Linked DNA regions of Homo sapiens: all the other regions are linked to region 1. Evidence: read pairs that join two places in POLR2A ChIA-PET (ENCODE). Cell type or tissue: MCF 10A. All regions are shown on one strand.

The links. ChIA-PET counts read pairs that join two places held together with the same protein. Peaks named below come from ENCODE experiments on the same cell type or tissue, not always from the same donor. Only the 100,000 strongest peaks of a DNase experiment are listed, where the experiment ranks them.
Region 2: POLR2A ChIA-PET joins it to region 1 with 7 read pairs; 2 of 35 experiments call an interaction of 5 or more read pairs at or near these places.
Region 3: POLR2A ChIA-PET joins it to region 1 with 8 read pairs; 2 of 35 experiments call an interaction of 5 or more read pairs at or near these places.
Region 4: POLR2A ChIA-PET joins it to region 1 with 5 read pairs; 1 of 35 experiments calls an interaction of 5 or more read pairs at or near these places.
Region 5: POLR2A ChIA-PET joins it to region 1 with 5 read pairs; 2 of 35 experiments call an interaction of 5 or more read pairs at or near these places.
Region 6: POLR2A ChIA-PET joins it to region 1 with 6 read pairs; 2 of 35 experiments call an interaction of 5 or more read pairs at or near these places.
Region 7: POLR2A ChIA-PET joins it to region 1 with 8 read pairs; 4 of 35 experiments call an interaction of 5 or more read pairs at or near these places.

The regions. Positions count from the first base shown.
Region 1 is chr2:28,376,552-28,380,551 of GRCh38, reverse strand. LOC105374383 (a long non-coding RNA gene) reads right to left here and starts at 3,197. Exons shown (of 3, transcript XR_939876.3): 1 at 3,112-3,197. RefSeq lists enhancers at 1-140, 141-641. In MCF 10A, no CTCF peak of the experiment used is centred here; DNase peaks (open chromatin) are centred at 2,081, 2,401 and 2,981.
Region 2 is chr2:27,715,361-27,719,360 of GRCh38, reverse strand. LINC01460 (long intergenic non-protein coding RNA 1460) reads left to right here and starts at 3,629. Exons shown (of 2, transcript NR_135200.1): 1 at 3,629-3,777. LOC105374378 (a long non-coding RNA gene) reads right to left here and starts at 3,238. Exons shown (of 3, transcript NR_160725.1): 1 at 2,629-3,238; 2 at 2,343-2,514. RefSeq lists enhancers at 2,311-2,824, 2,825-3,339 and a silencer at 3,533-3,942. In MCF 10A, no CTCF peak of the experiment used is centred here; a DNase peak (open chromatin) is centred at 2,080.
Region 3 is chr2:27,807,963-27,811,962 of GRCh38, reverse strand. All of the region lies in intron 7 of RBKS (ribokinase), which reads left to right. Among named protein-coding and RNA genes, the nearest start is that of MRPL33, 38 kb to the right of the region's middle. In MCF 10A, no CTCF peak of the experiment used is centred here; a DNase peak (open chromatin) is centred at 1,832.
Region 4 is chr2:27,733,558-27,737,557 of GRCh38, reverse strand. The region is part of intron 2 of LOC105374378 (a long non-coding RNA gene); the gene reads right to left. Among named protein-coding and RNA genes, the nearest start is that of LINC01460, 20 kb to the right of the region's middle. RefSeq lists a silencer at 1,723-1,892. In MCF 10A, no CTCF peak of the experiment used is centred here; a DNase peak (open chromatin) is centred at 1,827.
Region 5 is chr2:28,324,582-28,328,581 of GRCh38, reverse strand. All of the region lies in intron 11 of BABAM2 (BRISC and BRCA1 A complex member 2), which reads right to left. Among named protein-coding and RNA genes, the nearest start is that of BABAM2-AS2, 16 kb to the right of the region's middle. In MCF 10A, no CTCF peak of the experiment used is centred here; a DNase peak (open chromatin) is centred at 2,351.
Region 6 is chr2:28,002,355-28,006,354 of GRCh38, reverse strand. All of the region lies in intron 4 of BABAM2 (BRISC and BRCA1 A complex member 2), which reads right to left. Among named protein-coding and RNA genes, the nearest start is that of MIR4263, 8.0 kb to the right of the region's middle. In MCF 10A, no CTCF peak of the experiment used is centred here; a DNase peak (open chromatin) is centred at 2,064.
Region 7 is chr2:28,294,655-28,298,654 of GRCh38, reverse strand. It overlaps BABAM2 (BRISC and BRCA1 A complex member 2), which reads right to left. Exons shown (of 12, transcript NM_199191.3): 11 at 164-317. Among named protein-coding and RNA genes, the nearest start is that of BABAM2-AS2, 14 kb to the left of the region's middle. In MCF 10A, no CTCF peak of the experiment used is centred here; no DNase peak of the experiment used is centred here.

The DNA.
Region 1 (4,000 bases):
AGGATGGCTGAGCAGTGCTGAGTCTGAAGTTGAGACAAGGTCTGGATCTCCAGGGGACAGAGCAACAGAAATACTCCTTACTTCCCTGGCTTCCTCCCACAGGGGCCCTCCGCTTCCTGTAGTGCCAGGTAGGAGCTAGAGAGGCCCAGGGCCCCTAGGCGGAGGCCATCGCCCACAGCCTCACCCTGGCTGTCTGTGGCTTGGGGCAGGGGCCTCTAATTTTCCAGATTATTTGTTACCTCCAGCAAAATGCTTAACAACAGCGCTAGGGATGGGCATCTGAGCACATGAACGATTAGGTTTGACCTAAACAGATTGTGAAAGCTGGAAAAGACCCCGAGGCATCACTGAAAGCATTTCCCCAAAGAGTGAGGAAGTTTTGCAAGGTGATAGAAGATGGTAGTGGATAAAAGCACTGTATTTTCAAATAAGTTTGGAAAATATTGGGGTTAAGTGGATTTCTTTACTTAGGACTTCTCAGAGCCTTTAATGTACCAGTGCAAATTGGGACTCTCCAGGATGCATTTCTCAAAAGCATCCCATGAAACGGTGATTCGGCCACTCTCTGGTGTTACGGCGAGGAAACAGGCACAAAGTCCTAGGGACAGGGCCACCAGGGAGACCGGAGTCTCTGCATTTTCCCTGGTATCAAAACTAAGCCCATTCATCCTTTTTCTCATTTTGTTTTTGCCTTGTAATCAGGGGCAGAGGTGGTGGGATTGGAGGGTTTATTTATTTAGATGTATGTACTCTGAAGACCAGAACTAAGGCCAGTGGGTAAAAGTTCCTGTTGAGCAAAATTTCAGCTCCACCCAAGTAAGAACTTTAAAATAATTAGACCTGTTTGGACATAGATGGAGCCAACTCATGCAGTAGTGAGCCGCCCATCACTAGAGGGGTCTAAGCCACAACCTACCAACCACTGAATGGTATAGCAGGTTGAATGGTGGTCTCCCAAAAAGATAGGTCTGTGTCCAGATCCCGGGAACGTGTGAATGTGAGCTTATTTGGAAAAAGGGTCTTTGCAGATGTAAGGAGGTTAAGAATCTTGAGAGGAGGAGATCATCTTGGATTCTTGGATTATCTGGGCAGACCCACAATTCAACAGGAAGTATCCTTATAAGAGTGGGGTAGAGGGAGATGACGCACACAGAGAAGGCCTCACAAAGACAGAGCAGAGACAGATGCAGGGACAAGCTAAAGAATGCTGACAGCTCCAGAAGCTGGAAGTGATGAGGAATGGATCTCCCTAGGGCCTCCAGAGGGAGCGAGGCCCTGCCGACACCTTGATTTCCGACTTCTGGCCTCCAGAACTGTGAAAGAGGAAGAGTCTGTTATTTTAAACCACCAAGTTTGTGGTCCTCTGTTATAGCAGCCACAGGAAACCAAGAGAGGTAGGGGTGCTGAGGAGGAAGGCGGCGAAGGAGTCTGCACTGAGTGATCCCAGGGCCTCTTCTGACCCCCTGCCCACTGGTCGTCACCCCCCATGATACCTTTGATTCGGTGATGGGATAACTGTGGTAGGATTCCGCGTCTGTCCCGGGAAGGGGGAAAGCAAATGGACTCAGCTTCAAGGCAGAACTTGAGCTGCTGCTTCCGCAGCTCTGCCAGAGCCACCAGCAAAGGTGCCTACTTTGGCCTCTTTAGAAGATAGTCCCTTAAAGTCAAAGAACCTACAACCAGCTTCTAGCCCCCAGGGTGTCATACCATCTCCACTAAGTGGTCAATGGGCTGCCAGGCAGGTGCCAGTCAAGACTGGCTGAGAAGCTACGAGTTGGGCTATGAGACCAGCTTCAGTCAGTGTCAGTCAGCACAGGGAGGCTGAGCAGCTCAGGCACCGGCTGCAGCTACAGAGGCCTTGCTGGGTCTGTTTTGTGTCCTGGGGTCTCCTGCCTCAGGGACAGAAATCAGCCCAGTGACCCTCCCCCTGCCATAGGCACACACAAGGGAGGAAAGCTGGCACCCATCCTCCACCCCATGTGCAGCCTGTTCCCTTCCTCTGCTACACGCGTGCACTCTTACACGCACTCAGGAGCTCTGTTGCAACAGCCTCTGTGCCCGGAGACAAGCGATAACACGCCCTCCTGCCCGTCTCTTCTTGCCTTTAGTGCCTGGCAAATTAAGACCAAACCCAAGTTGCAGGGCAAAAGAGGATCAATTACCAGGTAAAGGAGGAGGCTGCGGTTTGAATGTCTCAGCAGCATTTTGGGGAGACCTGGGGACAGGATAGAGAGGGGCTGAGGCCAGTGCTCCCTTCAACACTGCCAGTTGTCCAGATGCCTGCAACCATTGGTAAAAGCAAGTCTCAGTTGCTTTGTCCCTAAAGCCAGGAGCCCAGCTGGTTGTGTCAATCAGGGCTGGCCACTCCCTTCAGGGCTGGCCACTCCCTTCCTCTTTGGGGAGCAGAATGAGCTTTGCCCACCTGGTAGAGCGGTGCTGGGTGTCCTGGGCAGGAGTCCCAGCCCTGGCACACCTGTGTGTGCAGTCTGACTGGCTTACCTAGAGCCCAGCAGCCCTCAGTGTCCTCCCTCCTTCCCTCCCTCTCAGGGTGGGGAGGGTTCCCACCTGCCCAGCTTCAGTCCGGGCAGACCCATGCTTCCCCCCACACCCTCAGAGACCCAGGCATCCACCTTCAGAGGTGGCCTCTCTTTACCTGTTGGTTCCCCCTTTCCAAATTAACCCCAAACCCCAACACCACTCCCCAAACCTGAGTCTGGGGGGAAGGGAACGTGGCATTCTCCCCTTTCTAGGTCAGAAATGTTTTGTAACCAAGCCCTCGGGCTCTGCAAATGTTTGCTTGCAGGTTGCTTTGCTCAGCTGGGGCAGGGCTGGGCTGAAGCCCCCATGTCCTCAACTGCCTTCTTCCCCTCCCTTCACCACCCTAATTTCAGGCTCAACTGTGCGCGTTTAGGGCTTCATTAAACTCTTGTCTTGCTTTCAGAAGAGACACTTTCTGCCCCAGGGAGTTGCTACCATGCTTTGTGGAGAGGGCAGGTCCGAGCAGGCTCCAGGTGAGGGCCTGTTGGGAGGGAGAAGGAACATCCTTGCTGGAAGCTGCCTAGAGGTGGCCAAGGGGAAGCTAGCGGGGCGGGAGGCTCAGAGGGTGCCCACCTTGGTGAGGGTCCCCCCGGCACAGAGGGTCTCCCTATCTCCACCACCACCGCTGCGTGCCTCGTTCAATGATCGCAGGTCGCGGTGTCCAGGTCACCCTGTTCCCAGTGCCTGCCCCGCCCTGCCCCACCCTGCCCAGCCAGCGAGCAGGAGCCTCCCGCACCTCCCAACTACTGCTGGCCGCACCCTGCCCTCACCGTCAGGAGGGCCAGGCCTCCCACCCCAAGGGACCTCGCCCACTCTGCCCTCACCTCGCACGTGGGGCCAGGCCCCCCCATTCCAAGAGACCTTGCCCACCCTCCTGGGGCCCTCGAGAGGAGGAAAAGGATCCAGAAAGTGGGCTCTGTGATCCAGACCCTCAACGCAGGCACGTGGTGACCACACTCCCAACCACTAGGACGGACCTGCCTTGTACTGGTCCCAGGAAGGACTCCATGGGGTGAAACTTTCTAGAGAAGCATGTCTCAAAGGGCCTGCTGGCTTCGAGGCCTGGGTTTGCCCCTTACTACCTGTGTGTCCTCCAGCAGATTACTGCATCTTTCTGAGCCTCAGTCTCCCCGTCCGTAAATTGAGGGTACTATACCTGTTCCCTGAGGTGTCCAGGGGAATGGAAAGACATAACGTAGGAGAGAAAGCCTGTTGCTCACTTAGGTAAAAGGCTACACAGACATGAGATATTACTTCTATCAAGGCTGGGCAGGCTGTGAGGAAAACTGTAATAGAGCTTTTAGCATTGTCCCCAAAAGAAAATGCTACGTGCACCGCCCCCATTTCATTCTGTAAGTGCTGTGTTCCCTGCATGCTCTCTCCCTGGCCAAGAAAAGCTCATCTTGCCACCCCCTGCATATCTTTCCTTGGGCTTCACAAGCCCCCTCAGGATTACTTCATG
Region 2 (4,000 bases), 660 kb after region 1:
CCAGCACTTTGGGAGGCCGAGTGGGCAGATCATGAGGTCAGGAGTTCGAGACCAGCCTGGCCAAGATGGTGAACTCCTGTCTCTACTAAAGATACAAAAAATTAGCTGGGTGTGGTTGCGGGTGCCTGTAATCCCAGCTACTCGGGAGGCTGAGGCAGGAGAATCACTTGAACCTGGAAGGCGGAGGTTGCAGTGAGCCGAGATCGCACCACTGCACTCCAGCCTGGGCGACAGAGTGAGACTCTGTCCCAAAAATAAAAATAAATAAATAAATAAATAAACAAACAAGTAAACAAATAAACAAACCACATTGGAGAATAAAAAAGAAAAACAGCCGGGTGCTATGGCTCATGCCTGTAATCCCAGCACTTTGGGAGGCCAAGGCAGGCGGATCACCTGAGGTCAGGAGTTCAAGACCAGACTGGCCAACATGGTGAAACCCCATCTCTACTAAAAATACAAAAATTAGCTGGGCGTGGTGGCATGCACCTGTAGTCCAAGCTACTCAGGAGGCTGAGGCAGCTGAATCTCTTAAACCCAGGAGGTGGAGGTTGCAGTGAGCTGATATTGCACCAATGCACTCCAGTCTGGGTGACAGAGCAAGACTCTGTCTCAGAAAAAAAAAAAAAAAAAAGAAAAACCACATTAATCTCAATATACTAACATAACCATTGATATCATTTTGCTACTATTCCTTTACAAATTCTGTTCACACAGCTGTAATCATACAATATATATAATTTTGTATATTACTTTTTAAATTTGACTTTATGTTCTAAGAACTTCCACCACATTTTTGCACTTTGTAACCATCATTTTAATCACTATATAATATTCCAGCAAGGAAATGTTCTTAATTTTTTTCATGACTTACTTAACCATTTCCTTATTGGAGGACATTTAAGCGATGCCCCAAATATGGCTATCATAATGCTAAATATTGCTGTTTTCATTTATTTATTTCCCTGGGGTAGAGAGACTTCCATAAATGGAATTGCTATGAAGTAAAAGGTGGGAACATTTTAAAGTCTCTTGGTACATGTTAACAAATTGCCTTAAGACTGTACTAATTAAGCTGAGTACAGTGGCTCACGCCTGTAATCCCAGCACTTTGGGAGGCCAAGGTGGGCAGATCGCTTGAGATCAGGAGTTTGAGACCATCCTGGCCAACATGGTGAAACCCTGTCTCTATTAAAAATACAAAAATTAGGTGACATGTGCCTGTAATCCCAGCTACTCGGGAGGCTGAGGCAGGAGAATTGCTTGAACCCAGGACGGGGAGGTTGCAGTGAGTCAAGATCACGCCACTGCGGTCCAACCTGGGCAACAGTATATGATGGCTTTAAATAGAACAATAACTTCTCCATTTCAACATGTGACCAAAATGTTTATACCTTCTGACCCACCAATTCCATCGCTAGAATTCTGGAAATAATCATCAGGTGTGCCCTGCCATGTCAGGATATCCACTGAAGAATATGATGGTATGATATCAGGTATCTTAAAATGTACATATGTATTAAAGTCTATGAAGAGGGGGCTTATCAGAGAAAGACTTCTATATTTTACTATATATACTTCTGTGTTGTTTTCATCTTTCACAATGAACACCTATTACTTTTATAGTTTGCCAAATGACAAAGATATTTCCATTTTGGAGACAAACACAGAAACCAGCACACCAATTTTCGTTTGCAGTGAACATGCTGGTTAAGTGCATCAGAATCTCAGCTCTAAACCTTACATGACCCTGAGTTTTCTGTCAAATGCTGATGATATCAATGTCATAGGGTTATTATGTCACTTAAGTGAAATAATTCCTGGAAAATACTTAGCACAAAGCCTTGCATTTAGTAAGTATTCATGAATATTAGCTATATTATTATTTTATTCTGACATTTCTTTTAGTCTGTGGAGGCCTCTACTCCCCTACTCACAATCTCAGCCACTATTTCCTACTGCTTATCCCAATAACAAGTGGCCTTTCCAAGCCTGCGTGATGCCACATCAGCCACACACCTCTCCTTATGATTCTGTTTGGCAAGTCATAAGCTGTTAGCCCCAGGGCAACACAGAGGCAGGAGGCAGGAGGGAAGGAGTGCAGCACATATGTGCGTGGGCAGGGCCCTGGAGCACGAACCAATGCGATGAGGACGCACAGCACTGGGAACCGGCAAAAATGAGCGAGACGGTTTTCAGGAGAGCAACAGCTGGCAGGGGAAACACCCAGAGAAGTAAAAATATCAGATTTTTAAAAACTGAAAATCTCCAAGCACCTGTAATGCTTCATGCTTACTTTCAGAAAAAAACAAAAACAAACAAACAACAAAGACGAAACTCACTTTTTAGAAAGAAAAGCCGGGTGGAAGAGCACTAAGCTGAGAGGCACTGGCTGGTTAGGGGTAAGAGCCGGGACGCTGCAGTTCGGGTCTGGGTCTGGATTCTGGCTTTTCCACACGCTGGCTCTGTGAACACTGCCAAGCTGATTCATCTTTTGTGTCTCAGTTTTGTCATCTATAATATGGGGATAATAACAGTGCCTAGCTTACGGAGCTGTGAGGCTTGAAGGAGCTAATATGCACATATACACGCTCTGTAAGGGCCGCCCCTTATCATTTAAGTACATGCCTGTTTGCCCTTGACGGGGCTGTGTAGCAGAGCGCCCAGCTGGACGAATCTCCCAGCCAGTTGGGGAGCCCCTCTGAGGGTCATTCCTGCGGATGTGGCCGTCGGGAGGACCAGCCCGTTTGCAGACCAAGCTTTTGCTTCCTCTCATCCCTCCTGAGGAAGACCCTGGGAAAGGAATGCTCTTCCTGCGGGCCCTTCCTCAGACACCAGGCAAACGGGTGAAGGTGCAGAGGTCGGCGGTGAGGAGGGGCCCCTGCGGTCTGCCAGGGTGAGGCTGACCTCCAGGGCTGCAGCTGCTCGGGGGGCCTTTGGCCGGGTTGCCCAGGAAGGCAATGAGGGCTCCCAGGCAGCTTACTGTGCGGGGCCGACCCCAGCAGAGGAGCAGGGCCTGGTCAGGGGCTGGAATGGGAGAAAACAGAGGGGCCCTTGGGGAGGAAAGGGCCCCAGGAGGGAGGCAGTAGGGTAAGTAGGGGGCTGTGAGGAGGCGGGGGCAGGAGGCTGTAGGGGAGGTAGGAGACTAAAGGCGGGGGGAGGGGGGCTGAGGAGAAAGAGGGCCTACAAGGAGGGGGAAAGGAGAGGTGGGATGTGGGGAAGAGGAGGAAGGAGGACTGAGGGCAGGGGGTGGGGACACGGAAGGGGTGTAGGAGGAAAGGGGGTGAAGGTGAGATAAAGGGGAGGGGAGGAAGGGAAGGGGGCAGGGAGGGAGCAGAGAGGGGTGGAAGGGGCAGGAGCCCAGGTATGTGGGGCGTGGGCAGGGGGAGGGAGGGGGGAGGTGAGGGAGTGTGGGAGAGGAGTGGATCCGGGAGGACCAGCCCAGGTGTCGGGGGAGCGGGTCGGGGTGGGGGGAGGTGGGGGCCGTAGGGGAGGGAAAGAGAGGAAGAGGGAAGGGGTGTGGGGAGGGGGGAGGGGGCGGAGGGAGGGTGCCCTGCTCTCGCCTCCTCCCGCCCCGGGCCGCCCCGGCCTCTGGGCCCCTCTGGCCGGGCGCCACCCACGCGCCTCCGATGCAGCGTCAGGCAGCCGCTGGGGAGGACGCGGCGGGAGCCTCAGATGCCACCTACTCCCCGGCCTCTCTCCCAGTTGATGCTTCTATTTTAGGCAGCACATTATTTCCTGCTGTGATTTTTTCAGCCTTCTAATTTGGGCTCTGAGGTAAGCCGTGACATCCGCCGCGCGCCCGCAGCCCCCTCCCGGCCCGGCGGCGCGATCCTGCCCGAGCCCCGCGCCCTCCGGCCGCGCCTGCGTCTTCACGGAGCCACTCGGCCAGGCCTGCCCCCCAAACAGGCTCCCGGGAGGAGGGCTTCTCCCCCGTGCAGGGTGAAAGAGTCCAGCACGAGGGATTTCTAGGCAAAGATTTAGAAAAAGTGACGGGGAC
Region 3 (4,000 bases), 570 kb after region 1:
CAGTGACAGGATTTGTTGCTGTTTCTCTGAGCCAGTGGTGGAATTTTTTTTTCCTGGTTCATCTTTTCTGTAGGAGTCTTAGTTCCAGCACTCCACTTTGCTTGAAACCCACCTTTTGTCCAAACATGGCCATTAAAACCCAAGCCCCATGATTACCCGGACCAGCAAACTGCTTGGATGGCCATAGTTTATGCTCTTGCCGTGCTAGTTTTTAGAACTCTCTTTGTTTTTGGACTCTGGGAAAATCTTATTTCTATTTTTTAGATATATTAATAGTAATAAGGCTTCTGTTTTATCCCAGAGTTCTGAGTATCTTGTAGAAGGAGAGTTTTCAGATCTCTAGGCTACAACATTGCTACAAAGAGAAGCCTAAATTGGGTTTCTTCACAGGCAGTGATCACAGTCAAGGTCCTCAGGCTGCCTTTCATCTTATTCTCAGAGCATCGTGGGAGTTCCAAGACTAATGATACAAAAGCAGCCTCTAGAACTGAAAACAGTTCCTTAAGAAATAGGAAATATTCTATTGGAAAGAATGGCAAAATGGAATGAGGCACATCCCACTGTACACTTTCTTATTCAGCACACTCTGAATTTTCCACATGCCACACAGTGGATATACACTGGTATGCCAGGGACACACTGGCATAATAAGACAGTCCCTGGCCACAAAGAGCTTGGAATCTAGAAGAGTGCATAGTCCATACAGCTAGAATGAGAAGTCCCATGGTGATGCAGTGGAGGGGGCCCACCTAGCCTGAGGAGCCCAGGGAAGCTGTTTGAGAGGGTAAGGGAAGGAGCTGAGCTGAAGGATAAGGCAGAGGCAGCTTGGTAAAGTGGCACTCAGGCAGAGGCAGCAGCTCATGAAGCAGCTAAAGGGAGCATGGCATATTTGTGCTGCTTCAAATAGTTCCATTTGGAAAGACCTGAGTACAAAGGAGAGTTAAGGATGAAGTGGAGAGGTGGCAGGGTTGGGTTGTAAAGGGCTTCCTTTGCCACTTCTGAGAATTCACACTTCTGAGGGCAATGGGGAGCCATTTAAGCAAGGGATACATTTGATCAGATTTATACTTTATAAAAAGATTAATATGGCTGCTGTGTGAAGAATAAATTGGAGTTTACAAGACTGGAGTCAGGGAGAACAGTCCAGAGACTGTCGTATTGATCTGGGTGAGAGATGGTGGCAGCCTGGACTAGGGAAGTGGAAATGGGGATGCTGAGAAGTGGGTTTGAGAGCTCATGGGAATTCAGATGACATAAAGATAGTTCATTTCCTTAAAAAAAGTGGGGGCAGTGGGGCGATAACTAAGATGGTTATTTCATAGTTGAAACAAACAGATCATTCTGTCAGTCTGAGTGGTTTTCAGCATATTTTTTACTCCGACTCACATAAAGGCTAAAACCTACTCCCACTAGAAAGAGTTCCTGTCATCAGTGATTCTCTGCAGATAGCACAGAAAGATGCCTGTATAACTTACAAAAAATAAAATTAAAATCTCAGGTGATCCATAAATGCCCTTCCATCCGGTAAATGCCCTTCCATCCAGTATGCCTGCCTTCTAGGGAATGAATGATCTGTGTAACAGGCAAGCATTTGGAGCAGAAATCAATCCTTCATTTAAAGTAACTGACATTTGAAGGTAACTCTTTTGCAACATAATGCTAGTTCAGATACTTGCCCTACCACCTGTGCCTTAGACACTAGCTTATTCCTGGTAGAAACACAGCCTTCACGTAACTATGCATCCTTCCCTGATAAAGTGACAAATCAGCCAGTATATGACGAATTTGGGTTGTGTAGACAAATATACCAGGTGCACCAGCCAAGACATACACAGTTGGTTGTGAATCATCCACACCAGCTTTCAATGCAGTTAGATTCACAGAACAATTGCTCAGTTCCTTCCTTCATTTTCACAGTGTAGACCTGGCTCAAGACCCAAGAGTGAAGCAGCAAGTGTGAAGAAGCAGAAACATTATAAATAACCCAGAGAATCCTTTTATAACAGCAACTGCCTACTGATTTTGTGGCCTAACAGCTCGAGCAAAAATGAATATAAATACAACATTGTGCAATGACTAATTACTCAAAATTTTGTGCATCAGCAGAAGTGGAACCTGTGGTTGGTGCTAATATTATGAAATGCCTTTGCTGTTTAATAATCTGGTAGCTCTGTATTATTTAGCATGCATTTTTCTTGGAGAACAATGATTTTATTTCAAGTACCTCTCACTGAAATAAAAAAGCAGCTGTTAGAAGATGAACATTTAGCAGAAAATATTTTAGCGAGTCTTTTGTAAGATACTAAGTCCTATTGGATTAACTGTTTTCTGTCTAGAATAGTGGGGTCACAAAAAAAAGGGGATTGCTGACCACAAAAGGCAAAAGGCCAACCTTTAGAACTCAGTGAATCACTAACAGACATTTTAGTTTTAATTGCGATTTACTCACCAATATATATACAAAGCTCTCATTAATATTGCCTGAAGAATGGGCCCTTTTTAATTCCATTTTTAGCTCGCTCTCAGGATTCCACTTCTCTTTCATTAACATGGAATTCTTTAAATTATAGAATAAATTAACCCACCGCAAACATTTTGGGCAGAATGGGGTTTTCAGCAATTTTCAGCCTCCACAGGCCATTCTTCTCAGCAGCTTGCCAGCCAGCAGAGCGGTGAGGGCCATGGCTGGGAGCAGCACCTGCCCCTGAACTTGAAGAGAGGCTAGAGCAGCCCAATGGGCTCCTGGCCCAAGCCCACTCTCAGGGTGACAGTGTCCTTCACATGTTCCTCAGGCTGGCCAAACAAGGGGTGTGCCAGTGCGTAAGCCACATCACCATAAGGCTGCTGGGCACAGCCAGTTTCAGCCAAAGAACATTATGGTTGAGCTGCATTAATGTGCCCATATTGACTCAGGGACAATTTTTACATTATTATAAGCAAAACAGAAAATGTTCTCTTTTAAATTATCAAGAAATGTGAAAAAACAAAGAGTTTCATTTTATCTCCAGTTCCCATTCCTGGGGTGAAGTGGGTGATAGGTAAAGATTAAAAATGGAAGAGTTTTCAGAGATGGCTGAAGATTACCTAGAGGGTGAGGCTCAGGCTTGGGCCGAGGGTGGAATGAGGTATAGAAAAGGGAAAGGATCAGGCATGTCTGTTCTGTATATTATTTGGCAATACAAGACAGTATATCTACATTTTTTACAAATGTTATCTCAAAACACCTTCGTCAAAATGCTCCACTTCAGTCCTGGTCTGACCAGCCAGCCCAGAGCCCATCACAAACTAACAAAGCTGAGAATGGACCCTGAGACACGGTCAGGCCCCAGATGGAGCCAGCCAGTGGCCTCTGTCAATATGAACTAATGGCTGACTTGGACTGGGAGCCATTTGTCAACAATAGTGGGGCCAGATCTGTCCATGGCACCAACCTGTGAGGTAGGTTGAGCACCACAACCAAGCACCTCAACCTGTGTGAAGACTGAGATGGCTGAGACACACTGCATCAGGCAGGGGATTTCTTTTGTCTTTGACTCAATTTTAGATGGAATCCAAGTGATGCAGTTACTATGATTATCTGTACTCTTTCTTAAAAATGGTTACTAAATACTTGTAGGGTACCAATAAAGGAAGAATCTGGCAGTTCTGGGATGAAAGTTAATAGAGTTTTTCTTGTTTTATAGTAGTTGAAATATAATCAATGTATTGAAATTCAGAAGATCAGTGTCATTCGTAATACCACTTATGGTCACTTTGGGCAGTGAAGTGCTGCCCTGAGCATATCTTAGCCCCACCTTACTTTGATTTTGCACTCAACCGCTTATTGATCCTTCTCTGTTCTCACCTATCTTAATGAAAGAAGGCTTTAGCCTCATAAACCTCATTCCAGATAGAAATACATAATTCAAGAGAAACACTGATGTCAAAGAAGAGAAGGCATACCAATTTGTGTCAGCATTTGCTGTAAATTAGAGAGGAGTACAGGGAGAGTTTAATGTAA
Region 4 (4,000 bases), 640 kb after region 1:
TTGCTCCTCTGTACAGCTCTAAAGTTGTGTGAACCAAAGGAATACACAAGAGTGTGAAAAGGTTTTATAAACTGTAGAGTACCATATACAGCTGAACTACTCTTAGAAGGCAGTTACCTTAGCTTCCTCCGACCCTCTGTGACCGTAAGGTACTGCCCTTTGATTCATTTCTAGAAATTGCTAGAAGTATTGGACAAGCCCAATCAGGAAAAGGGTTAGCAAACCTTTCCAGGAGGAGAACGCACAACTGAGCAGAAAGAGCTGTGCTCAGGGAAGCCTGACTGTAATGTACTGTGATTTATGCACTAAGAAAATCTTGACACTATTCTCCATCAATTGCCCCCATGTGGGCGCAAGAAAGCCATATGGAGCAAAACACTGGCAGAGGGAGCCCACTTCCAGCAAAGAGAGAGAAGCAACGAAGAAAGAGCACCCCTTAATTGACTAGAGGCCAACACCCCCACACAGAGGTGCCCATGTCCTTTCGCCTGCCTGAGTTTACTGTGGGACCATGGACCGAACCTTCTTGCTCCACACTTCGGTGGCACCACTCCAGAGCCTCAGCCAAGAGCTGTGTAGCCCAGCTCAGGACTCTGTGGTGGCCTAGAAAGCCCCAGACTACGATGGCCAAGGGCTTTCCATTTGCTGTCTACATCTGCCGTCCACCCAGCTGCTGCTGAAGACACCGGATCTCCCACAAGGAAACAGTACAGCAGAGTGAAGAGAGCATCATCCAGGGAGCAGATAACCTGGGGGAGAATCCCAGCCCTACCTCTCTCTGGCTGTGACCTTGGGCGAGGTGGTTGACCTCTCACCTTGCTTTCTTTCTGTACAAAATGGAATCGGGTTCCTGACCTCACAGGGTATGGTGAGGATTGAGTGAGCTCACAGGTGCCCTTGGGGAAGAGGCAAGTAATGGAGCTAGTGCAGAAAGTTTAAACAATAAGAAGGGGTGTGTGGCCACTGCCAGGTCCAGGGAAGGTTCCTGATTCAGTCCTGGCTGCCACAGGAATGCAAGCTTGGTGTTGGCAGATCCTTTTATTTGTCAAGAAAAATCAGATATCTGGATTTTTATGTGAACTTTTCCAATTTTCAAAAGCCTGTGAGGACAGAACAACGCATATCTGCAGACTGTCAGGGTGCAAACTCGGATGACTATGACATTCCTGCAGCGCTCTTGGCCTGGTCCCTGCCTGGTGCCTTCCTCCTCTCCCCATTCTACCTCTTCCTGGCTAGCTCCCTAAGGCCCTGCCTTTCCCCCTGGTGTCTGTCGCCCTCATTGTAAAGTGGGCAGAGGCCAGCTCAGTCCTGGGGTGGCCAGAATTCAAGGCCCTGGGGCTGAGGGAGGGCAGGTCGGGTGGCACTATGAGGACAGGTGTTCTCAGCAGAAGCAGGTTAGGTACAGGACTGTTACCTGGAAGCCCTACTGAGCCTCTTCCCCAACAGGGAGGGGGAAAGGTGGGGAGCAGGCAGATACCTGCAGCCACAAAATGAATGAACGAATGAACAACGAACAGCCCAACCACCGCTGCCTCAGGTGGAAGTTGGCAGCTGTGCGGTAGGATGGCAGATTATCTGGGGCTCTTCTCAATCAATAATGTTGAGGGAGCACCCAGAAAAGTCTTCTTGCAAAAGTTGGTGGGGCCTTTGGTAGGCCCAGCCCAGCAAACCGGCTCAGGGCCAGGACCCAGTGAAGCCAGCCGCCTCCCGGCGCCCAATCTCCATCTTGGGCCTCGGATTAGAATCAGCCGCCCCCGCCCCGCGCCTTCCCGAGAGCCCCGCCGGGGCTGCCGGAAGCGGGGGTGCAGGGCGCGGGCATGGGGGTGTGCCCTTGCATCAAGGCCCTTCCCAGAAGGGGCAGCGCCTTCCCAGCACCGGCCTGCTGGTCTCCCCCGCGCCCGCCCTTCCCGGATATCCCGGCGACGCGCTGCAGCCTTTCCCGGGCGGCTCGGGTTGGCGAGGTCCGGGAGCCCTCGGTGCCGCGATGGGAAGTGCTTGCCCACGGCCCGGCCTGGGGACACACTCCCGCGCCCTCCAGGCCCCTGAGCTGTTCCTGGGAAAGGGCGTGAACGAAGCTCCCGCACAACCCCTTTCTTTCTCTTGGCACTTCCCAGTAAACCCTCCAGGTGTCCAGGTGGGGCACTTTCCACTGCCGGGCTCAGCCCTGGGTCTGGGTCTGCGGCCCGTCCCTTCGCTGCAGAGCGCGGTGCAATCGCGGTGGGGTTGGAAGGGGTCAGGGCTCCTGCCGAGCCAAGTCTCCTCCTCTGCCTGGGCAGCTACACGACTGGACCTCAGTGCCCACTACATGGACAAGCCTTGAAACTCATCCATCCAAACATCAGATAAACCTAAACTGAGAGACATTTCACAAAACTACACAAAGATGAAGAAGGGCTGAGGAACTGCACCAGACCGAAGGAAAGGAAAGAGACAGAACAACTAGATGCAGTGCGTGATCCCAGCTTGCATCTTGGATGGGGGGGAAATTGCTGTTAAGGACATAATTGGCAAAATTTGCATGTGGATTATATAACAGTAATATTGTATCAATGTTAAATTTCCTGAATTGGATCATTGAAACGTGGTTATGAAAAAGAATGTCCTTGGTTTGGCTTCTCTGAAGTATTTAGGGATAAAGGGACATGTCTGCAACTTCACCTCAAAATGGTTCAGAAATAAAATATAAGTACATTATTATTCCCCAAACAATTAAGCATATGGCTATTGTATGGCCCAGAAATTCCGCTCCTAGGTGTATGTCCCAGAGAAATGAAACATATGTCCACACAAAAACTTGTACGGGAATGTTCATAGCAGCATTAATCATAATAGTCAAAATACAGAAACAACCCCATGTCCATCAAGTGATGAATGGATAGCCACAATGAGATACATCCATATATTAGACTGTAATAAAGCCATAAAAATGAATGAAGGGCTGATACATGCTACAAATGGACGAATCTTGAAAACATTATGCTAAGTGAAAAAAGTGAGTCACTAAAGACTACAGATTATATGACTGTGTTTATATGCAATGTCCAGAATAGACATTGTAGTCTATTCTGTCTATATAGAGACTACATATTATAGTCTATAAAGACAGAGAGTAGGTTAGTGGTTGCTTAGGGCTGAGGTGAATTGGGTTTAGGGAGGTGATAGCTAAAAGAGGTACAGGGTTTTGTTTTTTGGTTTGTTTTTCTTTTTTTGAGATAGGGTCTCACTCTGTCACCCAGGCTGGAGTGCAGTGGTGCAATCATGGCTCACTGCAGCCTCAACCTCCTGGGATCCTCCTGCCTCAGCCTCCCCAGGAGATGGGACCAAAGGCACATGCCACCACACCTGGCTAATTTATTTTTTATAAAGATAGGGTCTTGCCTTGTTGCCCAGGCTGGTCTCGAACTCCTGGGCTCAAGCAATTCCCCCCCACCTTGGCCCCCCAAGGTGCTGGGATGATTACAGGTATAAGCCACCACGCCTGGCCCAGAGTTTCTTTTTTAGGTGATGAAAATATTCTAAAATTTGCTGTGTGGTAATGGTTGCATATATGGTATATGACTTGTATCTCAACAAAGCTGTTATAATAATAATAATAATAATATGTATTTATGTAGACAGACAAAAAGAGAAAGTGATTGATAAAGCAAATGTGGCAAAACATTAATGACTATTGAAACTGGGGAAAGGATATTCAGAAATTAATTGTACTATTCTTGTATCTGTCCTGAGTGATATGGTTTGTCCCCAACCAAATCTCATCTTGAATTGTAGTTCCCATAATCCCCACATATCATGGGAGAGACCCAGTGGGAGGCAATTTAATCATGGGGGCAGTTACCCTCATGCTGTTCTCATGATAGTGAGTGAGTTCTCACGAGATCTGATGGTTTTATAAGGGGCTTTTCCCCCTTTTGGTTGGCACTTCTCCTTGCTGCCGCCATGTGAAGAAGGACGTGTTTGCTTCCCCTTCTGCCATGATTATAAGTTTCCTGAGGCCTCC
Region 5 (4,000 bases), 52 kb after region 1:
TTCTGGAATTCAAACATGCTTTTCTTTGGGTAATTGTAAGATGAGCCTCATGATGTTTGCTAGAGTCAGGCCAATGTGGTGGTAGGGTGGGGTGTGGTAGGAGAAGTGGTTCAGGGACACAGCCCTCACTGTCAGGAAATCAAGGGCATAAATCAAGTCAGAGGTCATTTTTGCAAATAGAGGCAAGTTCCAACATCTAAGGCTCACTGCTTTTTCCAGTTTTCTTCTGCAGCTGTGACTTCAACTGGCACATGTTTTTAATCAGTCATATGAAAACCGATTGTGGTCTGAAAATCAAAGCAGTCCTGTAAATAGTGTAAGACAAGTCCTGCTAATCATGCCTCGTGGTCTTGCCTTGTCCTCATTGTCCTGAACCGCCACTGTAAATTCTGACTCACTTGGGGTTACTCGCCTCGTGTCAAAGGGCCTCGTGTCAAAGGGTCATCCTCACAACAGGATGGCTACAAAGAGACCTGCTTCTGTTTCAATGTCCTTCACCCCAAACCCTCCAAAGGCCCCTGTGACAACTGCCATCCAATTCTGGGTGCCTTGGTGAGTGAGTGACTGGCACGATGGGAGCTTGTTTTGTAATTATGCCCCGGGCGATGGCAGCCTGGCTCTCGGGTGTGGGCTTTAGGAACAAACAAGTGCTTGTAACTGGTTCATGTACACAGTCAATCTTGCTAAATGCGCCAACCCCTGAGCATGCCTGGTCTGTTTTCAGGGGGTCTAAGCTTGCAAAACAAGGAAATTAACAAACTTGAGATGCAAAGGCTTGATATCGCAGTGGGAACACAGTACCACATGCTCACAGCTTCAGGCAGAGGCCCTTGCCCTCAGCTGGAATCAATCTCCCCTCTACTCGATTCCACAGCATGCCGGGCCTCCAACCTCAGGCTGGGCTATGTCTGCCTTGCGTTTGAGATATTTAGATTGGTGTCTAGACTACAATTTATACAGCTCGGCCTCCTCGCCTGTGAGAAGGCTGACTGTGGTCTCAGTATGTGTTGAATTAAATCAAATGCCGTTTTAGGAGGACTTCAACAACAACTGACTGAGATCCATTTCTAGACATCAAAGTATTGGGATGAATTCTGGTTCCTGCTAAATCACAGGGTATTTTTAAATACTTACCAAAGTGATCAAAATTACTGAGCAGTTCTCTCTCCCTCTGAGGCCCTCCAAGGAGGCCCTCTGGAGCTTGGCCAGTTCCTCTGGGGCTGGAGCAGCTTGCAGCCAGTTTTTGCAACTGCAAAGGCCAGGACTTGCTCCCACGGGCTGCAGGCATCTCTGCTCCCTTGGCATCCCCTGGTGCAGCAGATGAGAAGGAGGAGGAGAAGGGAGGGCCAGCTGGCTAAATGGAGGGAGGGACAGGGTAGTCCTAATGGGCTCCTGAGCCTCCACCGGCCATGGGACCAGCTTCTTTCTCTGGCGTTCATCACAGATGTATGCACGCATCTACACATACCAACCATTCTCTCACACCCTGGAAGAAGCTCCCTGAGGGCAAAGCCCATGGGTCGTATTCATCCATCTTTGCATCCCCAGCCTGGAGCATAGTGTCCAACACTCACCAGCTCAATAAATATTTCTCAAATGCAAGCATTTGGCTTACTTAAGATATACTTTAGAATGATAGAATGTTGTAATTAATAGAAGGAAAAAGGAAACTGCCGAGGTCAAACATTACAAGGAAGGGGAAGGGGAGACTAAGGGCGGGAGGTTAGGATGGTTCCTGTGACACTGCGTATCCTAATGGCACGTTAGCATAGGTCATCCCTGTAAGTGCCTAGAGGGCAGAATTTGGGGATGGTTCACCCTTAGTGCCCTTGGTGCTCACCCTGTCAGAAGCTCCCAGAAGATGAATGTCAATTTGGTGCTAAATGAATGCCTGCCTGCCCAGGGGGTTGACCTGAGGCCCCAGAGCTAGTAGGCGGAGCGTGAGCCAGTCCTCTCCATCCCCCTCCCTCTCAGACTGCCGTGCCCATCATAACCTGCTTGATGAGAGGCAGGAATGGCTGTGTGGCACTGAGAGAGGCTGGGAAGATGGGTGCACCTGGCTGGGCTGGGGCTGGGAACGAGGCCAGGTGGTGGGTGTGGGGGGCTAAGGAATGTGCTGCTGCCTGGGGCCTGGGAACCCAGAGAAGAGCCCCAGCCCTGGGTTTATCTTGTCTCCCCATCTGCACCTGCCTGGTGTGCCCAGATGGTGAGTCCTCTGCTCACTCTGCCCAGGGCTGCAAGAGCAGGCGCTCAGCACAGACCATGATGTGCTGATGGCCACGTGGCTGCCTGGGGTGGGGTGCAGGGAGCTCACCACAGTCCCGGCCAGGAGGAGGGCTACTCACGCAGCTCACCTGCTGGGAAAAGTGGGCCGCCTGTCGGATGGTGGTGAGTCACCACCAAGCTCACAGATTACCCTCCACTTTTTAGTCATCGAAAGGGGAAAAACCAAAGGGTGACCCTGAAAGAGGAAGTGCCCAGGGACCCAGCAGAGCTGAACCTGGAATGTGGGTCCAGGCCCCAAGTCACACCCCAGCTGGAACAGTGCTCCGAGGTTTGTGCGCAGCATGGTCAGGCATCAGCCTCCACAGCAAAGTGCAGGACTCCCAAAGGAGGGCCTCAGGAACACTTAGGAGATCAACTCCTTGAGGCCTCTAACCTTCCCCTCCCCTGAGTCTCTCTAGGGCTTTGAAGTGTTATTTGCCTGGTTGTAAGTTCACTTTCTTCCACCAGATCTCAGCATCCAGAGGCCAGAGCTCATGGCTTCCACAGGTGCTCAGGCCCCTGCATGCTGGCTTTTGGACACAGCTTTTGGTCACCCAACACTCTGGGACATTCACCCCCCTGGCTGGGTGTTTGAGGATGTGGGGGAGGGGCAGCAAGATGGCCATGGTCCCTCCTCTCTTCACCCTTATCCCCCTGACAGCTGAAATCACACCGCAGACACCTGGCTCTCTGGGCTTTCAGACAGAAAAGCAGCAATTCCCAAAGAAGAAACTACTCAATGGGAGAGGGTGTCCAAGCTCCACTCTCCCTGCTGGGGTACAGTGGCCTTCTGGAGACAATGGCCTTTGGTAACAAGAGTAATTCTCACAACAGGAACTTCAGGTGGGCTCTGCTGGGGTAGGGTGTGGGGAAGTTCCATGCAGGCTGGCAGATGACAGAACGTCTGGCAGGAGGGGGCCTTACAAGTCTTCTGTAATCATGCAGTAGAGAGGCTGGGGGCAAGCACAGGAGGAGGAGATGCATCTGCTCTGCTGGGCTGCAGGGATCACTCCACACTGCACCAGCTCGGGCCCTGCACATGCTGACAGCAGGTAGCCCTGCGGCCCCAGGCTTCCGTTACAGAAAGGGAGGGAGGGAAGGAAAGGAAGGGCATATATGCAACGTGGATGAATGATATCCACACATGGTGTAAAGAAGGCTTGTTCAAACAGTGGATCACAAAATCCATTTAGTGGGTTCTGAGCAGCATTAAAATAAAGTGAAATAAAATCAGAGTGCACTGTATGTGGCACTTTTGTTTTAGTTATATATACTGGATTCAAATGTAAAATATCTTGTAGATTGTGGTTAAAAAAAAAAGTCTGGAAGCCATGAGTATAAGGAAAGGGAGGTGCCTACTACATGCCAGATATCATGCTACTTATTTTCATGTGTATTATTTTATATTTACTCCTTCTAACAGGCTTACTACCAGGCAGGTGATTCTATTTTTGCCAAAAATAAATCTACGATCAGAGATGGAAAGTAAGTTTTCTTTTCTTTTCTTTCTTGAGACAAGGTCTCTCTCTGTCTGCACTCTGTCACCCAGGCTGGAGTGTGGTGGTGCAATCTTGGCTCACTGCAGCCTCGACCTCCAAGGCTCAAGTGATCCTCCTGCCTCAGCCTCCCGAGTAGCTAGGACTACAGGAGTGCACTACCACGCCCAGCTAATTAATTTTTTTTTTTTTTGTAGAGATGGGGTCTTGCTATGTTACGGGTCTCACTATGTTGCCCA
Region 6 (4,000 bases), 370 kb after region 1:
TATTTCACAAAATTTAGAAACCAGGATGGTAGGGGAAACCAGGGTTACTTTTGGTTTGTGACTATGTACCAAGTAATTTAAGGTACAAGAAATTTGGGACATATATCCAACTACCAATTTATATGAACTGCAGAGGAAGAAAGGAACATGTTAAACTATACCACAGAGATACAATCAGCAAAATCTAGTCTGTGGTAATTTTCTAGGACAAATGGCCCTGTTTCTGCAGCTATAAATTGCAAAAAAGGGGAAAAAAAAGATGGAGAAAACCAGTAACTTAAAAAGACTTGACATAACAATCACAATGCATAGATCTTAATTCAAACAATTAGGAATTTGAACAATGACTGGTTATTTGATGATGCTAGGGAATTACTGTCAATTTGTTTAGATAAGATAATGGTATTTTGGTTATGCTTTTTAAAAGATTTATATTTTTGCATATTATACTGAAATATTTACAGATGAAGTGTCATAATATGTGGGGTTTGCTTCAAACTACAATGCTACTAGGCAGTAAGTGAATAGGAGTATAGATGAAACAAGATTATGACGTGGCAATTATTGAAACGAGATCCATGGGGATTCATTATACAATACCCCAAAATAGAAAGTTTTTCAAATAAGGAAATTCTACAGTTGTAATTAATTTTGTTGTTTTGATTTCTGAAAATTATACCTAAGAATTATAATTGGATTTCTAAAATGGCTACTTACAAATTTATAGCCATGACATGAAGCTAAAAGTTAAAGAAGGTATGCAATTAATCTTAATTGTTTAATCTGGCTTAAAAATTTATCAATTTTCAAAACACCCTTAGTCCTTTATTCTAAATGTTACAAACATTTTAAAATGCATTGTTTCCTTGAAAAAGAAAATTTTCACAGGGCATGCTGCAAAACAGCACAAAAATTTTTATCTCAAATTTAATAATTACAAATTAAAAAGTCCAAAAAATACTAACAAAACATAAGAAATGGACTTAAAGCTCTCTTCAGGAAGTCAAAATCCTTAGATTAACAGACAGTATTTCAATTATTTGTGTTTAGTATTAAAAGGTTGACAATCACTATGACAGATTTTCTAATTCAGTAAAACACAGCTAAGGTTGTCTATGATGTATTCACTATGAACTAGACAAGATACATACATAAAATAAATCTATAGCTCATTCCAAAAGTATTTCTATTCAGTTCTATTTATATATCAATAAAAATATATAAACTCAAAAGTTTGAAATAGTTATCTCTTTTCCCAACTTGAAAATGCTTTTTAATTTAATCTGTATAGATTTACTGAATTTGGAGTAGAACCTAGATAGTAGTTGAAAGTAAAATAAATGGTTAACTAGTACATTAAATTAGTTTTAAATTAAAGTCAAATCTCATTGAGACACATTTTGCTTTTTAAAAATAATTCCCAGAGGCGCTAACTAGGCTAAAGTTCATGTTAACCTTGGAAACATCTTCAAATTACTAAAATAAATAAGTCTTTTTAAAATGTATTTTTAAGCCAGGCATGGAAGTGTGGTCCCAGCTACTCAGGAGGCTGAGGTGGGATCACCTAAGCCCAGGAAGTCGAGGCAGCAGTGAGCTGTGATTGTGCCGCCACACTTCCAGCCTAGGCAACAGAGACCCCATATCTTAACCAAAAAAAAAAAAAAAGTATCTTTAAACACACAAATTATATGTAATTGTTATGTCAATTAGTGTTTGTGCAAATTAATTTTTTAACCTCCTAAAGAACCACCTCCTTTGATTTTAAAAAGTGACTGATAACCTCTGGTAGACTATTTTAGATACTATAAGTAATTAGCTGTCCTTCTTTTGAAAATTCTATAATAATCCAGACTTTATTTTTCAATCTGGTTTCTTCATAAATGTTCTTGAAACAGATTCAAGAAACTGTATTCAATGTGTTGAATGTTTTGTTCATAATAATGTTGTACTTCTATTTTTGTAATCCTACCTACTTAAAAACATTCTTAAAACGTATACAAGGTCTACTGAGTCATTGTCAATTCAAGGCTAGAAACCATTCTGTGGTTAAAGGATTACATCAAACCAGTGTAAGGGCTGAGCTGGCGTTTTCCTTTACAGGTTTAAATATCTTGGCTCTCCAAAGCTTGTGTGGGGGCTGCAGTTTGGCATAAAATTCTCAGCAGGATGTAGATAATTTCTCTGAAAAATGTTTTTTAATGGCTAAGTGTTTTTTTTTTTTTTGCTTTTTAAAAATGTTGGAGAAAACATATATTAGAACCAGGTTCAAAATTTATGAGACTCTTCCTCTGTAATGTGCCCATTCTTGTAGATAACCCAAGTACAGCAGAGCAATCCCAATCCTAAAGACTTCATTAAGCACAAAACCTCATTGCTATATGAGTTGAAAGATAAGTACAAAAATCAAAACAAACTGCTTCAATTACAAAGGTAAACTTAGGGCTTCTTTGAAAATACATCCATGTGCTAAGCTCTCTCTGGTAATGATTATATGTTGTCCTTGGTCATTTTGGCCTCCACACCTCTGGTTTTCTTTCCATTTTTACATTCAAATATTACTGTCTTTATTCCCTAAAATGGCCTTGTGAGACAGGTACTTATCAGTTTTATCAATAAATAAATACATAGATCCTGCATAATCCACCTAGTAATCAATAAAACTAAATCTAGAGTTCAGATCTGTCTCGCCCATGTTCATTTTCAATACCTGTAGTTCTCGACTCTGGCTATAACACTAGAATTGGCTTTGTTTGTTTGTTGTTTTTGAGACAGGGTCTCACTCTGTCGCTCAAGCTGGAGTGCTGTGGTACAATCTCAGCTCACTGCAGCCTCAACCTCCCAGGCTCAAACGATTCTCCCACTTTAGCCTCCCAAGTAGTGCAATTACAGGTGCGCACCACCATGCCTGGCTAATTTTTGTTTTTTGTAGTGACAAGGTTTTGCCATGTTGCCCAGCCTTAGAATTGACTTTCTAAAACCACTGATGCCCAGGTTCTACCCCAGACTAAATAAATAAATTGAAATCTCTGGGAGCTAGGATCCAGCAATCAATACATTCCTGATTTCCCCATGAAATAATCACAGCACCACACAGCAATACAAGAAGAGAAATGTAGAAAGCAGGATGGCAGACATGGTCAACACTAAATTATCTACTTGCAAAACAAAGCTTTAATGTCATTTTCTTTTTTCACCCTACAGTCACTCACTTCCCCACTCCCAAATCAGTAAACACCAAGAAGTCACATAATTCTAGTATTTGCCTACATGAAGTATATTGGGAACATAAATCCTAATAATCACCAAAATGTATAAAACAATTCTAGCTAAAACACCCTCTAGATGATTTATAATTTTATACCCTCTTTAGCTACTGGCTCCCTTTATTATATTTTGTGGCCGTTTACTCCTTTCCGCATCTCTATCTTCCACCTGAGATTTTTGTCTTTCATCTCCCTGAAGAATTAGCAAAGGTTTGCTAATGATGAAGTCTCTGCTTTTGTTTACTTGAAAATGGATTTATTTCACTTAAATTAGTCAATCATCTTTTTGCTAGGTATAGGATTTTAAACAGTTGTTTAGTTTATCACATTAAATATATCACTAAACTGTATTCTCTCTTTCATTAATGCTATTAAGAAGTCAGCTAACAATCTAATGGTTGCTCTTTTGTTTTCTCTGGTTTCTTTTTTTAGATTTTTCTCCTTGTCTTTGGTTTTCTGTAATTTGCCATGATGTGTCTAGGAGTAAATTTCTTTGTAGATAGCCATCTTAGGATTAAGTGGACTACCTGAATCTGAGTAATTACATTGATTAATATTTATATACTGAATATATTTAGCTTTTTTAAAAAAAACTTTATTGCAAAATATAACAAATATATGGACAAGTTCACAAAACAAAAATGAATACCTTAATTAATAACAATCACAAAATCAACATCTGTGAAACAGATGGAGCACATGTACAAAGCTAAGCTCATCAGCACATTCTATTCCCC
Region 7 (4,000 bases), 82 kb after region 1:
ACAGATAATAAGTAAAGAAATGGGTGTTGCTGTGTTTCTATAAAACTTTATTTACAAAAACATGCACAGGGCAGGAACTAACCTGCAAGCAGTAGCTTGCCAACCCCTGGACTAGATAAACAAAATGCTCTTACCTGTTGGAAATAACGACAGATTCACTTACTTTGCTCTTTTGGCCATTTCATTTCCATCCCATCTGGGGCTGTACGGATAATTTTTTTGGGCCTGGGAGTAAAGCTGTCCACTGTTGGTAAAGTGATAAACGGACTGAAATGTGAGAGTTGGCTGGTCTCGAGGGAAAAACAGAGGCAGGTCAACTGCAAAGACAGAAGAAAGAAAAAGAAAGTTAGAGCATAAACACATCTTAAGATTTTTTTTTTTGACTAAATCCGAATGTTAGGTACGAAACTCTATTTGAACCACAAATACTGCTTGCAGTTTGGATGAAAGGTGTGGTGTATAGAGAGGCACCAAGAAATACAAAGTGACTTCTCCATCTTCGAGGAGTTTATAATCTAGAGGCAAATCACACGTGGGTGAAAATGTCACCAATAGAAGGCATGATGTGTAGGTGCTGTAAGAATGCTTTGAAATGGTCACAGAAGCTTAGGGAAGGATGCTTGGGTGCCTGCAACCATCTGACATTCCTCTCTAGCACTTCCCGGGATCAATATTCCATAGCAGAGTTCTCTTTCTATCTGTTTTAAGTGTCTATTATAACATAAACTCTTCAAGGGTTGGGCAATGTATTCCACATCTATAATTTGATGGAGGCAGTGGGACAGAGGCTGTTTTTCAAGAATGCATTTGGAGAAGCGGTAAGAGTGCAGGTGATAATCTTTCTACTTTATAGGATATGGCAACCAGACTACCAGGAAAAATGAAGTTATCACTCTACTTCCAATCAAGCAGTGAATTTTGATACTCAGCAGTTTCAGTTTTTTCCATATGCATTACCACATATATTTATATCTCCTAAATCAGTGGGAGTTCCTTAATGGAACGCATAAGGTACTACTCTGAGCACTAAATATGTTTGCTGTGATAGTACAGGCTAATTCCAATCCTTGCTGTTAACATGTGTTATATGCTTTATCTTTCATTTTGGGGTTCTTTAACTCAATTTTTAAAAGTAAACTGACTTGTTATTAGTTGAGGCAAATCATCATTAAAAACACAGACTGTTTCAATAACACATTCTTAAAGGTATATAACGTATATGTGTATGAATGTTATCCACTTCTAGGACAAAGAATAGGAACAGCATAAAAATAATAAGAAAAACAAGTATAGAATTTTCTAGATTTACAGGGTATCTTTATACACGTTATCTGATTTGTTACTTAGAACTCCATGACAGAGACATTATCTTCAACATTTGCATTTAACAGGTGAGCAAACCAGAGACTCTAAGAGGTATATTAACTTGCTCATGTCATAGTCAGGCAGGGGCAAGACTCAAATCTAGTCCCATGATTCAAACATTCGGCTCCTACTATGCCCCACATTGCCTTCTCCTACTCCAGAGGACACTGGCATAACCTGCTTACGACTCATTCACTATGTCACAATTTAGGAAGCTAAAGTTGTCATTATGAAGTATGTATAAGGTTCGTCTTTTTAGCTACATGAGGAAGATATATTTAAAAATACATACCAGATAATTAGGCCAGGCACAGTGGCTCACACCTGTAATCCCAGCACTCTGGGAGGCGGAGGTGGGTGGATTACCTGAGGTCAGGAGTTCAAGACCAGCCTGGCCAACATGGTGAAACCTCATCTCTACTAAAAATACAAAAATTAGCAAGGCGTGGTGGCAAGCACCTATAATCCCAGCTACCCGGGAGTCTGAGGCAGAAGAATCGCTTGAATCCGGGAGGCGGATGCTGCAGTGAGCTGTGATCGCGCCACTGCACTCCAGCCTGGGCAACAGAGTGAGACTCCGTCTTAAAAATAAATAAATAAATAAAAATACATGCTAGATAATTATACATCTATCACTATTCTAGTCTGGGGTGACATTCAACTTGGACTAGGTACTCTCAGCACTCAATATGATTTCTTGAAGGAAAACTTAGGTCCGCAGCAGACTTTTAAGGAGAAGCCAAAAAACTCCCGAGAATCAAAAAACCATCCAGTTGGGAGGGCCTCTTAGACTCGGAGTGCACTTGACTCTGATGATGACTGACTCAGTGCTGCAGGGGGTTTCTACAGATGAATCACACGACAGTCAGAGAAAAGGGCACGATTTTGAATGTCCACTCTTTAGTCACATTTTTCAAGTACCACAATAGGGCAGTCTGAATACATGTCTGTTGGTGCCAAAGCAGAGAGTTCATAGTATAGAGGAACAATACGAAAGACTGATTAAAATCAATAATTCAATTCAGAAATCGCTTTTGAGTCCCTGCATATTGCAAAGCATGATCTGTAACGTTTTCAGTCACTCTGCACAAATATTGCTTTCTAAAATTAACTTTGTATCTTTTCTCATTACTACTTCCATTTCTTCTGATTAATATTTATTTATTTATTTATTTTTGAGACAGGGTCTCGCTCTGTCGCCCAGGCTGGATGGAGTGCAATGGCACGATCTCAGCTCACTGCAACCTCTGCCTCCTGGGTTCAGGCAATTCTCGTGCCTCAGTCTCCCAAGTAGCCGGGATTACAGGCGCCTGCCACCACGTTCGGCTAATTTTTTATATTTTTAGTAGAGATCAAATTTCACCATGTTGGTCAGGCTGGTCTTGAACTCCTGACCTCAGATGATCCACCCACCTTGGCCTCCCAAAGTGCTGGGATTACAGGCGTGAACCACCGCGCCTCTTCTGATTAATTTTTTAAAAAGGCCTATTCGTGGCTGGGCGCGGTGGCTCACTCCTGTAATCCCAGTACTTTGGGAGGCTGAGGCAGGCAGATTACCTGAGGTGAGGAGTTCGAGACCAGCCCGGCCAACATGGTGAAACCCCGTCTCTACTAAAAATACAAAAAATTAGCTGGGCATAGTGGTGCGTACCTGTAATCCCAGCTACTCAGAAGGCTGAGACAGGAGAATCTCTTGAACTCTGGAGAGAGATGTTGCAGTGAGCCGAGACAGCGCCACTGGACTCCGGCTTGAGCAACAAGAGAAAAACTCCGTCTCAAAAAAAAAAGCCTATTCACATATACTTTGACTTCAGTTGTTTTATACTATGTACACTTTTGCAAATATAAAACAAGGTTGAGAGTAACCTCCAAAGCAATCATTACCAGCAGAAAAGTACCATGAGAGCTTCCCTACAAGAAAGCAACAATTTTAAACAGTAGAACTCAATTGCAATAATTTATAAATTTAAAGCAAATACAGTCATCACTCAGTATCCAAAGCAATGCAGATAATACCACAGGCTATGTGATTTTCAAGCTACTGGCTTTTTCGGGTTTTGGAATGCCTTCTATTTTCGTTCTTATTATTTTGTTTTGTAGAAAATGAGTTGCTGGTATTAATATTTTAATATGCTAAAAAATGATTTTTTCCCACCTATTTTGGAACCATCTTCTTTGACTCCCTAAATGCCCAGTTAGCATCAGAAATAATTCAAAATATGAAGGAAATGTATCTACCTGGGCAAGTGAGTTGTTCTGATTTTTAAAAAACAGCAGCAAGGTAATGTTGATATCTACCACAGTCCCCAAAAAGCATTGATTACATTATTATTTCTCCATGGAGATTTGTCTAACAAAGTGTAATTGAAGCCAATATTAAAATTTGAATACTTTCTCAGTGCACACAGTAAATGTATTATTAGGGGAGCAGGAACAGTCAGAGTACTTCAGAGATAAAACTGGCAATTCACATATGAGAAAATAAAATTTTAAAAATACAGTATCTTGCTCAACTTAACTAAGCTGTATCCTGTCTATATCAGTCAATGGTCAATAAAATGATGGCTTATTTTAAAATGTTCTATGCATAAGAATGAGTTAATAACTAAAATATTTATGAGAAATACTTCACATT